Linked DNA regions of Mus musculus: region 1 is linked to region 2. Evidence: chromatin contacts called from ENCODE Hi-C or POLR2A ChIA-PET data. All regions are on one chromosome and are shown on one strand. The core of a region is the stretch at or near the end of the contact, and the rest is flanking DNA. Distances in the headings are between cores, read along the strand shown. Region 1 holds the start of Cops8 (COP9 signalosome subunit 8). Region 2 holds the start of Ackr3 (atypical chemokine receptor 3).

What was found. A loop is a pair of places that touch in the nucleus more often than their neighbours do. ChIA-PET counts read pairs that join two places held with the same protein, here RNA polymerase II (POLR2A).
Region 1: POLR2A ChIA-PET joins it to region 2 with 15 read pairs in embryonic stem cell. The contact joins the promoter of Cops8 here to the promoter of Ackr3 in region 2. A Hi-C loop is called at or near these places in 5 of 37 maps with a recorded cell type or tissue (CH12.LX, Patski, adrenal gland and 1 more). POLR2A ChIA-PET finds 5 or more read pairs at or near these places in 2 of 5 experiments (Patski and embryonic stem cell).

What each region holds. Positions count from the first base shown.
Region 1 is chr1:90,602,015-90,606,121 of GRCm38, forward strand. Cops8 (COP9 signalosome subunit 8) reads left to right here and starts at 1,411. Exons shown (of 8, transcript NM_133805.3): 1 at 1,411-1,613; 2 at 2,361-2,431; 3 at 3,450-3,498. The coding sequence starts at 1,536.
Region 2 is chr1:90,202,204-90,205,995 of GRCm38, forward strand. Ackr3 (atypical chemokine receptor 3) reads left to right here and starts at 1,777. Exons shown (of 2, transcript NM_007722.4): 1 at 1,777-1,884.

The sequences.
Region 1 (4,107 bases), core at 161-2,660, 400 kb after region 2:
CAGTGCTAAAACTATGCACGAGGCCTGTGTTCCAGTCTCCAGTTCTGCCAGAGAAGACAGCAGGGGGCAGGTGTGGTGTCCGGACCATTGCTTGCTGTGTCTGAGCACTGACTAGGGTCTGGCTGGGTGTTTTTACCTCTCATGCCCAGAACTGAAATTCAGGCACCCAGGTTTGCAAAGTAGCAAGGAAACTTTATGCAAAAGCAAAGCCATACTACAGATCAGAAAGAAATATGCTGTCAAGAGTGACCGCTGGCCACATGAGCCAGCATACTCTAGAGCCCCAATTACTGTTTGGGGTTTTTATGAGCTTTGAGAGGAGTCTTATTGCTAAGGAGCACTGCATTCTGTTTTGATTGAAAAATTTTGCCGGACAGTGGTGGCACAAGCCTTTAATCCAAGCACTTGGGAGGCAGAGGCCAGCCTGGTCTACAGGGTGAGTTCCAGGACAGCCAGGGCCATACAGAGAAACCCTGTCTCGAAAAACCAAAACACACACACACACACACACACACACCAAAAACAAAACAAAAACAGAAAAAACAATTTAGTTATGTTACCTCCCTTTTCTATTGTGCATGTCTCAATATGTAAAATTATTGAATTTTATTAAATAATTTTATTATTAAAATGTATTTGATTTTAATCAAAAGCGTTCACAAGCACGCACAGGCAGAAGACAGTAAATAGGAGTTTCTCTCAGCAAATTCACTTAGAAGACATGGTTCACCCTCCTGGGCAGGCACCTAAAACCAATTCAGGCTAGATCAGACCTCCTGGCCTCATAATGCACCTAACTGGATTATTACTGAATAGAATCTGTTCGATGGTCCGCAGAGAGCGAAGAAACTTATCCCATTACTTGGAGAGGGTTTGTCTGCATGCAGTTCCATGCAGGTTGTGAACAGGGGTCCTGGTTTGCTGACAATTGCTAGGTGATTTTTTTTTTTTTTTTTTCAGAAAAAGGTGTGTGTGTGTGTGTGTGTGTGTGTGTGTGTGTGTGTGCGCGTGCGCGTGCGCATAGTAGGTGTAGGTGAGAGTCAGGCTGCTAAGTGAATTGTTAGAAGAGGGGTGTGTGCATAACCCAAACCAAGAAGAGTTTCAGGTTTGGAGTTTCTTGGACTTGTATGTAACACTTTAGCTTAGAAGAAGTACAGTTCAGCGCTCTCGAAACACGTGGAGGTCCAACGGTTTTACTGTTCTCCCACGGCAACTTTGGTTGTGGAAAAATGTAGTCCCGTTATCATTTCCCCGTGCGGATAATCCGAGCCGCAGCCGAACCCTTCCGGATCGCAGGGCTCTGACTCAGAAAGCCGGTTCGTCCTAGCCTGGGGCGGGTCCTCCAGAGCACCGAGACGTTGGGGCAGAGCGCTCGCCGCCCTTGTATTCCGCTACGGCGTCGCTCGGGAAGTGACGACACGCTCGCCCATGCGTACTGAGAGGCAGCTCCTTTACCTCATCGCGGGCGCGACGCCCCGAGGGCCAGCTTGTGCTTTGGTCTGGCAGAGGTGGTGGCGGCGAGAGCGGCCGGGAAGATGCCAGTGGCGGTGATGGCGGACAACGCCTTCAGTTTCAGAAAGCTGTTGGATCAGTGCGAGAACCAGGAACTCGAGGTAGCGCCGCAGGGTGGGGCGGTCGGGTGGGCGCCGTTTCCAGGGTAACGGGCCGGGCCGCGGCCTGCGGGGCGCACACTCCGGGTTCATCAAGAGATGCTGCTTCCATTTGTAACGTTAAGTTAAGTTCGCTAAATAGGCTGGGCGCAGTGGCACAGGACTCCGGTGGGCACACGTCAGGCGGAGGCGAGAGGATTGCCGGTGAATTCGAAGCCAGCTTGAACTATGAAAACCCCAAAAATAAAAAATAAAAATAAAAAAGAAAGAAAAAGGAAAAAAAAAAGGGAGGGCGGGGGCTCACGGACTAAAGGAGACAGCAGCAGCTTGCGGATGAGCCTTTAGCAGACCTTGCTGAATGAATAAAGATTGAAGAGAGACAGGCCTCTATAACTACCTTTTGGTAGTCTTCTGTCTTAAGCTTACTTAAGCTTTTAAGATAACGGCCAGAAAAATAGTGCATTAAGAACCTGTTGGAAGTAGTCCCCCCCCCCTTTTTTTTAATTTGAGACCTGACCTTCCGAGGTAATGTCACTTACATATTTGTGACTATGGAAAGAAACTGATATCCAACTGCAGATAAATGACAGCTCACAACAGATCTAAACTCAGGTTTTAACCTTTGATACTTCCCTAAGCATTTTTCTGCATCTATAGTAGTGCTGGAAAACTTACTTTTTAAGTTTTCATTTTCTCTTTTCTGAAAGTGTATTAGGAAGTGAGGCTTTCCCCTCTTTTTTCGCTCTCTAGGCTCCTGGAGGAATTGCCACACCGCCAGTGTACGGTCAGCTTCTAGCTTTGTACTTGCTCCAGAACGACATGTAAGTAGCACCTTTTACCTAAAACGAAAAGCTTCCTTGAGATGATGCAGGAGTACATGCAGCAGATAGGTGTCTTTTACTGTAATCCTGTTATATCTGTTTCCCTTTTTGTCATAATTAAGAATAAATAAGCTCGATATTTTTCTTGTCGTGTATGTCTTACATACACCTAAAAACATGGTAAGTTCTTGTGAGAAATTAGCATCAAGAACCAATGGAGTTTAAAAAAAAAATCATGTTTTTTTTTTCTTTTTACTTATATTTACTCAGAAACTGGGTGGTGGCGCACACCTTTAATCCTCCCACTTGGGAGCCAGAGGCAGGCAGATCTCTGAGTTTGAGGTCAGTCTGGTCTATAGGTCCAGCTCCAGTACAGCCAGGGCTACACAGAGAAACCCTATCTAAACAAACAAACAAATAAAACCAAAGCAACTGTATATGTACTCAGTAGGAGCAAAAAAGCTGGGGCTGGGAAGGAACACTGGGAGAACCAGGGGAGGTAGACATGTTTGAATTAGTCTTCCTGGGTGGGAGGCAGGAGCTTGAGAGGGCTAGAGAATAGAGGCCTGGTGCAGTTCCAAACCTACTGTGATATTTTTACAGAAACTACACTGAGTTTCTTCATTATACATATAATCGTGTGTCTTACGACTCACTAGGAGAAGGGCTCCAGATTATAACAGCACAGTGTATGCCTGTATTGCGAGGGATACCCAAAGCCTCGAAATGGACACATTGTTTGTACCTGAGTGGTTGTGTGTAAGTCTGTGGTTTGAATGTGTTGTTATGGTTTAGGATCTGAATTGTTAGTTTAAAAAGAACTCCTAAAAAAAATTTTTTTAATTAACCTGGGAAAAGGTTATTTCATGTCCTCCTTTTTTTTTTTTTTTTTTAATTGCTTTTCCTCAACAAATTCATATAAAACTGAGTTGTGCCATGGCCTGTTTTGGTGTTTCGGCCTGTAATTTTATGTATTGACTGAGGTGACTATTTTGTAACTCATCTTTGTGTAAATCAGGAATAATGCAAGATATCTGTGGAAGAGGATACCACCTGCTATAAAGTCTGTAAGTAATCCTGCGGTGTCCCCTGTTGCTTTTAGAATACTGGCATTTACTTAAATGACAGCCTACAAGTCCTCTTTCTTTCCCATATATATCACAGGAACCGTTGTTAAGTGAAGGTTAAAGTTCCAAACCATCTGTTTCTCTAATGGAATGGTTCATGTGCTGATGGTTTCACAAGGCCTGCCATGCTGATGTGAACTGGCCAGTTCGGTACAGAGGGGGCTGAGGGGCTGAGGCATTTCAGCAGACTACTTGATTTGCTGTAATGATAGCTATTTGTAAACTGGCATTGTTTACACAGATATTCACTGCATTAAGATCACTGTTTTAATTAGATGTCTTACTTGGGATGAAGATGAAATAAATGAAGTAACCTGTGAAAAGTGTCTTGCCAGGTAGAAGGAAGTAAGATTTATTTCACTTGCTTCCTTTTCCATTCTGTTTGTAAGACGGGAGCTGCACTCAATAAGAATGAAACAGCTCAGCTGATAAGAGTGGGAGCCCTGCAAGTAGGCTCTAATTGACAGGGCCTTGATAATCAGCTTTCTGCTAGTTTTCTTCCATGGAGAAGTGCTAGCGTCTTAAATTTAAACAGCAGTGCCTACAATA
Region 2 (3,792 bases), core at 527-3,026:
TGGTCCATGTGTCGCGGTGAGAAGCAGAGCCGGCCCCTGTTGTGGACATCCTGGGATGGCCGCACGAGGGCAGGTCTCTGCTTTGCTCCCAGGCAGTGCTGGGCTCTGGACAAAGGCAGTCAAGAACCTTCCCTGCAGAGGATTTGGCCCCGGGCCTGGGCGTGCTGCGATGCGCAGGCGCTTTGGCATCCCAAACTGGGGCGGATTGCTAATAGTGCCTCGTCTTCAGTGAATGAAAGCTAGAAGGCCTGGGGTAGTACGGCCCAGCTGGGTCCGGAGGCCCCAGACCCTTTTCTGACCCTGAGGCCTCAGAGGTCCCTGCCTGATGCTATAGGACACTCCCTGTTCTTACAGACCCTCCCTGTTGACTCAGACCTCCCTCCCCTTGGGGCCACAGACCAGTCTTTGTGGCTGTAGGACCGCCCACCTCTAGCTAGACCCAGATCCACCCTTGAGACCACAGACCACATCTCCGGGCCACAGACTCCGCCCACAGGCCTCAGGGCCTCTCCCTTGCATTGAGGTCACAGACTCCCCAGGAGGCCGTATGACCCCCCACCAGATCTCACACTACTCCTTGCAGACACACACCCCTCCCACAGCCCGGAAAGCAGGTGTGCTCCTCAGGAGCTCACTGAGCAGGATCTGCCCCGCCAGGAGTAAAGTGCAAGGCTGTTTAAACAAACCACTTCTTTTGTTAAGGTTTTTCCCTAGACCGAAGCTCTCTAGCCTACGTGAGACTCTGATCCCCAAGTTCTCGGGTTCCTGTGTTCAGCAGTCACTCTCCGGAGACTTAGAAAATAGACTCGGCAAGTGTTGGTGAAGGCAGATTTTGCGTACAGCCCGCGCCTCAACTGTGGGTGCTGTAACTGCCTTTCAGAGGCCCAGGGGGGCATGAGAGCAGAGTGACCACCAGCCCTTTGGAGGGTGGGGGGCACTTGGGGAGGCGTTACAGTGGCGCGGCTTTAAAAGTAAAGATTGGGTCATTTTGTGCTTGAGTTTTACTAAATGGGGAATTGCAAGAGACACATTTAAAAAACAAAACAGGGAATCTTAGCAATGTGCATCGCGATTAGAATGTAGATTTTGATAAAGATGAGGACTGCGATAAAAGTTGGCTAAGCTCACAATGACGACTCTACCTCACCTGCGACAAGGCCTTTTCAGTGACTGGCACTGCTCGACTCCGTGGAACACGGTCTTAATAGGGCCTTAAGGACTTTGTGTAAGAGTTCCAGCAGAATCTGGATCCAACCTAAAGGCACTTTCCCTCACTTCTGGGTGATGGCGGTACAGGGTCGATTAATCGTCCCCTTTCCAAAATGTGACTTCTGTCCAGGAGGCATCGACAAAGAAAGAGCAAGCTTGACAAACCAACATCGAAGTTCAGAAGTTCAGAGTAATTTGTCTTGGGAACAAAGTCTTCCCTGAAGCTACAGGCATTCAAAGGAACTCCCGGTGCTCATGGGATTATTAAAAGCTATACCTGAGACTGGATCAATATTCTATCATTTTGGAACGTCCTAGGACTTCTTTTGGTTTTTCTTCTGCTGACATTTCCCCCAATAGGATCTAGCCTTTGCAAAGGGAGGGATCTGAGGGCTCCCAAGAATGTGTTTGTGCAGGAAACAACAACCTAGAGAGGGTTACAGGAGGGCGTGTGCGCCTGTACAAGCCTGCATGCCTGCGCGCTGTGGTGGGAGAGGAGGGGCGGGAGGAGAGCCGAGGGTTGCAAAACTGCCACCTAGAGGCACTTTCCCGCAGTGTATATAAAAGGCAAGTCCGGAGCCCTGAGAGATCTCAGTTGCTACAAACTGCTCAGCACTGAAGGAGCCTGCAGCGCTCACCGTCAGGAAGGCAAACCACAGCCCAGGAAGCCCTGAGGTAAGTAAGAAAGCCTTGCTTCTGCGACAGCTTTGCCGAGCAACTACGGCAAGGGGCAGGACTCCTGTTCTTACGAGAACTGGGCTTTTTCTGAGAACTCTTGGATCCCTGAGCTGGGGGCTTTAGAGCCTGCAGGTCCGGATTGGAAAGCTCAAAGCACGCTGCATGCCTGCATTGCAAGCTACTGCTCCTGATTTGGGGGATCTGAGTTCAGTCATTTGTGGAGGGAAACCTCTGTGTATGTTTGTTTGCTACTGGACTCTGATTTGTTTCTGTGAGTACTTAAGTTCCAGGAAGCAGGGAAACTTTGCAGAGAATGTGGGATGCCCCATTGAGGTTGCCCAAAGCCAGCTTAGGGGTGAGCTTGGCATCACTGTTTGCCCACTCCTACTTCTGGTTATCAGATTGGCTGTAAAAACCACAAGCGCACTTCCAGAAAGGCATGTGATATGCCCAGAGGCATCCTTCAGCGGACCAGACAACTGGGCTGAGCATTCTGAGTCTAGGATGAGTTTAAACTCCGTGCTCTGGGGGGTGGGGATGGATTAATTCACAGCTCCTGAATTCTGGAAGTTGTAAATTGAATGTTAGCTCCTCTTCATCTTATCTCTTCATGGCACCCCTGCTAATCTAATTTTGAGTATTTATTGTTCTCCTAGAAAGTGTTGTCCAACTTCAATTGGGACAAAAAAAAAAAAAAGCAGACACTAAGAAATCTAGTATTTGAATTTAAATCTACTCTCCAAGTGAACTGTGAGTGTTGCTGACTTTTGTTAGGGTGCATAAAGGTTCACTGGGTGGCTGGGAGTGAGGGAGACTCTGAGGTCAGGGGATCCTGGTCAGCCAAGACTCCTGGCTGCTAGCTACTAGGAAAATGAGGCACTGTGAAAGGCAGACTGGCTGTCTCTTCCCCTTTCTCTCTCTGTCTCTCCATTCATTTGCTCACAAACAGATTAATTAATTGTTTCGATGTGAGGTAGGATCAAGCATCTTTTTAAAGGTGTCTTGGGTTAGTGGCATCCCTGAGACCCCAGTCTGTGCTGTGGCCAGTATGGAAACTTTGTTTTTCTTTGAAGGAGCAGATGCTGGCTTTGTGGTCTTTATTTAGTTCAGGAGAATGTGGAGCTCAATGGATAGGACCAGAAAGGAGGGATGGGGGTGGTTCTGTTTTTTTGTGCCTGGCTCGTTGCAGATTGTAAATGGATAAAGCCCCCAAGTCCCCGTCTTTCTCCCATCTGAATAGAAGCCTGCCCCAAATGAAATGAAAACCCTGTTTCGATCGGGAGCTGTGCACAGGCTCCAGCTTGGAAACATTTTGCTCTAATTTCCCCCAGTCTGAGCGGTGAACACTTTGTGCTGCTCTCTGCTGAGCTCAGCTGCTGCCTCCAGGAGGCAGCAGGGGCTGGAAGGATCTGTCTGGGAGCAGAGGTGTAAAAGCTGGGGAAGTCCGACTGCTTGCTAGCTGCCTGTTGGGTTCCTCCAGTTTGTTTTTAAAGGGGCATGCACAGTGCAATCACACACATATATTTTAAAGTTCCAGAAAGCTACACGGCTGCATGCTTGTGCTTAACTGAGTCAGGGCTTTGGAGGGGAGTTTATCCAGTATTATTAGCAAACCCTTAGGGAGCTAAGAAAGTATTATGATTTCTAATCAGACCCAGAGCTGGCCAAGGGTAGGCTTTCTAAATGGGATAAAAAAAATGGAAGAAGAAGAAGAAAGAAAGACCATGAAACACCCTGGTTAGTCAGAACAGTGGCTTTTTGTGTGAGGATTTGAGGCAGAGTGCTCTAATTTTCAAATCTACACAGGGAAGTTGGTTGCAGTTACTCAGAGCTGAGTCTGAAGGGCCACTCCTTTATAAACTTTTAGAGTCACGGAGGAGGGGGAAAGGGCCCCAACAACTTTAG